2 separate regions of the Homo sapiens genome follow, and region 2 is linked to region 1. The links are chromatin loops, found by intact Hi-C in ENCODE. Cell type or tissue: endothelial cell of umbilical vein. All regions are shown on one strand. Links, peaks and the distances in the headings refer to the core of each region. The heading gives the core; the rest is flanking DNA.

Region 1 (2,922 bases), core at 229-2,728:
AGGTCAGACATGTAGAGACAAGTGACACACTTGCCCAAGAGTAAGAAAAGTGGCAAAGGCAGTTAGTTATGTTTTATATAGGGCTTATCTATTTCTTACATTTCTTATAAACTTATAGGGATATGTTTGAAAAAGGTGAAATTCAATGGCACAATGTTAGAATATATATTTTTAGATATCAAAATTGGTTCACTTTAAATTGTTGATGGCTAAGTGAACTCTAAATTAAGTGCAAAATTTAATTCAAAGCCAAATAATCTTTTATTGATTTATAGCCCTTAAAGAGTTGTAGTTGTGGGCCAGGCACGGTAGCTCACGCCTGTAATGCCAGCACTTTGGGAGGCCGAGGCGGGTGGATCACAAGGTCAGGAGTTGGAGACCAGCCTAGCCAATATGGTGAAACCCCATCTCTACAAAAATACAAATAGTAGTCGGGCGTGGTGGCACATGCCTGTAGTCCCAGCTACTCGGGAGGCTGAGGCAGGAGAATTGCTTGAACCTGGGAGGCGGACGTTGCAGTGAGCCGAGATTGTGCCACTGACTCCAGCCTGAGCCACAGAGCGAGACTCCGTCTCAAAAAAAAAAAAAAGAAGAAAGAGCTGTAGTTTTATGGACTTCACAGCTTTTTAAAAAATATACAAATAAGTACTGCAGAGTGATTTGAATTGCATAAAATGTAGCACCAATATATTAATATTCCACTCCCTTCCCAAGACAAGTAATGACAAAAATATAAAACTGTAGGCAAGTTTAAAACGTCACTGAGTTGTCTTGCTTCTAAAATTAAAAACTACAAAATACCCTTCAAGAAAAAACATCAAGTAAAAAAAAAAAAAAAGGAAAAACAGAAGATAAAGTAATAACATTTTATATTCAAAATAGTTTCTACAATGTCACGGCAAGGAAGACAGTGACTTTAAAATGCACTCCATCAGGCAACTCAATAGGCTGTTTTTCCAAACTGTAATTTTGAAAGCCATATAGTGGGTCCTGACAAGAATTTTTATCTAATAGGATGAAAATATCAGGTGCATATTGGGTAGGTATTGTTTTGTAAACTTTTGTTTCGTGTGTGTATACTGGGTTGCAATGCAAAAGGTGTCTCATTTTGAGTTGCTGTGAAAAAAGATTCAGTCCCTGTTCCAAGACTAAATTTTGCCCTTTGGAGCCCCCTACAGGCTCTAAATGTTAATAACGTAAATCCTAAAGTAAATAAATAGCCCCACTGTTGGAGGGTGGTTCAGAAACTACCATTCAATAATTTATGCAGGAATACATGTTTACATAGATAAATAGGTAGCGTTTGGTCTAAGAACTCGAACTGACTATGTGAATAGTCTCAATCTTGAAGCAAAATTATCCTCAAGAAAAAATTAATTTGGCAAGGTATTAGCCCTTACAAATTAAATTTAAAATTAGAAGAAATATATCAGTATCTCACAGTGATAGAAGTCTGGAGGCAAACTAAGAAGTAAAATCACAAGGACTTTAGAAAACTATTAATAAGACATTCATCTTTATAAGGTTTTTACAAAGGCGTGTTAAGAATTTAATCAACAGAAATGGCTAAGTGCTGAAAAGGCGTGTTTCCGCCCCTATATTTGCCTTCAAAGAATTGAGTAAATTACAATTTTGAACAATCAAGTGCTAAACCTGAACTCCAACTCTACATATTATTTTAAGAATTAGTAGGTCACTATATTCAAACTAGTAAAACTCTTATGAAGTTGGCTGGGGGTGGTGGCTCAAGCCTGTAATCCCAGCACTTTGGGAGGCCAAGGTTAGAGGATCACTTAAGATCAGGAGTTCACGACTAGCCTGGCCAACACAGTGAAACCCTGTCTCTACTAAAAATACAAAAATTAGCCAAGATCATGCCACTACACTCCAACCCGGGCAACATAACAAGACTCCATCTCAAAAAAAAAAAAAAAAAAAAAAAAAAAAAAAAAAAAAAAAAAACACCTCTATGAAGTGGTCAGAAAACTGAAGTGGAAGTGAGGTCAGAAATTCAGGCTTATCTTTATCTAAAACAAGCTAAGCGGTCTTCTTTCCTTGCTGCTCTTTCACAAAAAAATAATTTAATACAATTGCAAAGAAAAAGTAACAGCAATGTTAATCGTGCTTATGTTAACGAACACCACTACCACCACCACCACCACAAAAAGAAATGCTTGCAGAAGCCTAAGAGTAGATGGAAACACAAATAACTCACAATCATCCAACACTATTCTGCCCTTGATTTCACCCCATATCAAATTGCCTATCTTAGAATGTTGAAATGGTTTAGTTAACCTAAGGTCAACTGGAGAACAGGGAAGAGGCCAAATGGTAGATGATCCTGTTGAAAGGAGAGATCTTGGCAATAAAACCAATTTAGCATAAATGAAGGTGATTCATAATACAAGCAGTAGCAGTAGATTGCCTTTTCTTTTTTCTTTTCTGGGTCAATTTTGGTTGGTCTCTCAAGTTAGGTCTTTCAGACTAAAAATGAACATAAAATGAGCAGCTCTGCACAGCAAGGTAATGTTGGTCCATTTAGTCTAAAGCAACCCTATCATCCAATATCCCCACATGTTGATAAACACAATTCTGTGTTTACGGTAACATATCTAGATCCAGATTTGACTGTATGCTGGGGCTTATTCAAAATTTATCCTTGGCTTTAGCACAATTTACTTCAAAATCAGTAAAAATATCACATAAAATCATTAATTTCTGTTAATGAGAGCTCCATCTTAGTAAAACATTTGATTTGTTCAATAGATATAACTATGTTCAGAATTTGCCTGCTCCCTCCAAAAAAGTCCCAGAACTAATGTTTATTGTAAATATATTTAGGATTAATTATGATCTACTCAAAGCAAATGGTGACAAACAGCTTATTTGCTATTTACATAATACATAAAATAAATTTTATTT
Region 2 (2,922 bases), core at 218-2,717, 240 kb before region 1:
CCATGATGGCCAGGCTGGTTCTGATCTCTTGACCCCGTGATCCACCCACCTTGGCCTCCTAAAGTGCTGTGATTACAGGCGTGAGCCACCATGCCCAGCTCAAGCTATGTATCTTTAACCTAATGTGTGATAAGAAGCCACTGAAGGATTTTAAGAGTGAAAGGGAAGAACACTGAAGTAGGAAAGACTTGATCCAATCTGAGTTTTGAAAAAATGGCTGTGGTTTCTGTGTGGTGAGAAAGGACAATCTTGAGGGAGGCCAGTGTCCAGGCAGATAGGCCTATTAGGAGGCAGCTGCAGCAGGAATTGAAAGCAAACCCTGAGTATAGCCAGAGGGTCACTATAGTACCCAAATCAAAAGTCAAGAAACCATACTGACAAGTGTGGAAGTGGTTACAGGGAAACATGACAGAATATTTAAAAGTCAACCAATCCCACAAAACCTGGAGTGTGTGGTCCTGCCCACAGCAGTAGGAAAAGTGATGGTTTTATAATAAATGCTCAAAAAGTAATTTATTATTTGGAGGAAAATTCTTGTCTAACAGGTCAACTTCTATTATACTTCAGGATTCCAAACCAAAAATTTCTTAACACCTTGAAATTTTCCTCCCAGTGGAGACTGCATGAATTTCCCCTGAAATGTTAAAGCAGCTCTACCTTTGTTTTCTGTAGTATTCCCCTCTCCTCCCTTTTGAGGAAATGCTATGGAAATGTCCTTTTATATAAAGAGACAAAAAAGTCTGGGCTGTCAATCACATTCCTAGGATACTATAGGGCTGGGAAGACCATAGGTCAAATTCAACGCACTGGCAGCTTTTATTTTTCTTTTCCCCAAGCAATGCTTTAAAAGAAATTGAGCAACTTTTTTTAATAATCTATCTTCTTTAATGCATATATATTTTTCTTTTTTTTTTTTTTTCATTTTAAGTTCTGGGATACATGTGCAGAACGTGCAGGTTTGTTACATAGGTATACATGTGCCATGATGGTTTGCTGCACCTATCAACCTGTCATCTAGGTTTTAATCCCTGCGTGCATTAGGTATTTGTCCTAATGCTCTCCCTCCCTGAGCAACATTTTTAAATCAGAAAATTTCACTGAGAACTCTGGAATGTTTTCATCTCTTGAAAAATCATAAGCCCCGAGCCTGCAACACTAGGGTTTTCTCTCCACAGGCAACTATCAGCTAGAATCAAATGCAAGCCAGTCCTCTCAAGATCTGAGATCTCCTCTCCAGTTCACTAAGGTCTCCACCACCCACACCAGCTAAGCACGGAAGTCACACAGGTTACACAGCATTTGTGCTCTCAAGGTACTGGACTCTGCCGCCCTCTGTTGGCCAAATCTGTGCAACTGTAGAAAACTACCAAATTATTGAGGCCTGTTATCACCTGCAACTAGATCAGCCACTAAAAATCAAAGTTCTCTTTATCCATATTCCTGACCTTCCAGCATAAGATGATATGTATTCAAGAAATGTAAACTAGGCCGGGTATGGTGGCTCACGCCTGTAATCCCAGCACTTTGGGAGATGGAGGCAGGCGGATCACTTGAGGTCAGGAGTTGGAGACCAGCCTGGCCAACATGGCAAAACCCAGTCTCTACTAAAAATACAAAAGTTAGCCAGGCATGGTAGTGGATGCCTGTAAATCTAGCTACTCGGGAGGCTGAGGCAGGAATCACTTGAACCCGGGAAGCAGAGGATGCAGTGAGCCAAGATCATGCCACTGTACTCCAGCCTGGGTGACAGAGCAAGACTCTGTCAGAAAGAAAGAAAAGAAAGAGAGAGAGAGAGAGAGAGAGAGAGAGAAAGACTAAATTTGACCTTAACAGGCCATCACTTAAAAATGAATGGGGAGGCCAGGTGCAGTGGTCACGCCTGTAATCCCAGCACTTTGGGAGGCCGAGGCGGGCAGATCATAAGGTCAGGAGTTTGAGACCAGCAGGGCTAACATAGGGAAACCCCGTCTCTACTAAACACACACACACACACACACACACACACACACACACAATTAGCCAGGCCTGGTGGTGAGCACCTGTAATCCCAGCTACTTGAGAGGTTGAGGCAAAGAGAATCGCTTGAACCTGGGAGGTGGCAGTTGCAGTGAGCCAAGATCGCACTCCACAGTCCAGCCCAGGCAACAGTGTGAGACTCTATCTCAAAAAAAAAAAAAAAAAGTGAATGGGGATACCAAATATCAAATAAAAAATTCTCTGTTATTATACTTTGGATTTTCTGAGGGGGTTGGGACAGAGGGGGGGTCTCAATCTCTGTTGCCCGGGCTGGATTTCAGTGGCACGATCACAGTTCACTGCAGCCTGAAACTTCAGGGCTCGAACAATCCTCCCATCTCAGCTTCCCAAGTAGCTGGGACTACAAGCGTGCGCCATCACGCCAAGCTAATTTATATCTATATATATATACATAGATATAGACATATATAGATATATATATAATAGACGTAAATTTATGTATTTCTCTATATATATAAAAATAATTTTTTAAGATGGGGTCTCACTATATTGCCCAGGCCAGTCTCAAACTCCTGGCTTTAAATAATTTTCCTGCTTTGGCCTCCAGAGTAGCTGAGATTACAGGCACAAACCACCACCCCCAGGTTATACTTTAAATTTGTGAGAATTCAGGATTGCTTTATTTACATAACAAAGCTTTAATCTTTCCCAAAAATATTTTATGTATTAAATAATTTCCCAATACATATTTTCCAAATTAAAGCATATTAATTTGGTCCCAAAGTTTTCATGAGCTACACTGCATTTAGCCATCCCAAAGCTTGTGGTGTTAAACTTCTTGTCAGAGCATGGTGCTCACAATAGTCATTGCAGGGGCCAAAACAAAACAGGAGGCTCTTTGTCACTGAGTTACTGCGAAGTACAACTCTTCAAGCAGGGAGGAAT

Evidence for each region. Peaks named below come from ENCODE experiments on the same cell type or tissue, not always from the same donor. Only the 100,000 strongest peaks of a DNase experiment are listed, where the experiment ranks them.
Region 2: it touches region 1 in a loop (4-fold over the local background); 2 of 110 quality-filtered maps call a loop at or near these places.

What each region holds. Positions count from the first base shown.
Region 1 is chr5:146,289,910-146,292,831 of GRCh38, reverse strand. The region is part of intron 18 of RBM27-POU4F3 (RBM27-POU4F3 readthrough); the gene reads right to left. Among named protein-coding and RNA genes, the nearest start is that of POU4F3, 47 kb to the left of the region's middle. In endothelial cell of umbilical vein, for the core only: a CTCF peak has its summit at 1,181 (motif pointing left); a DNase peak (open chromatin) is centred at 1,161.
Region 2 is chr5:146,531,849-146,534,770 of GRCh38, reverse strand. No RefSeq gene overlaps it. Among named protein-coding and RNA genes, the nearest start is that of GPR151, 17 kb to the right of the region's middle. In endothelial cell of umbilical vein, for the core only: a CTCF peak has its summit at 1,332 (motif pointing left); a DNase peak (open chromatin) is centred at 1,330.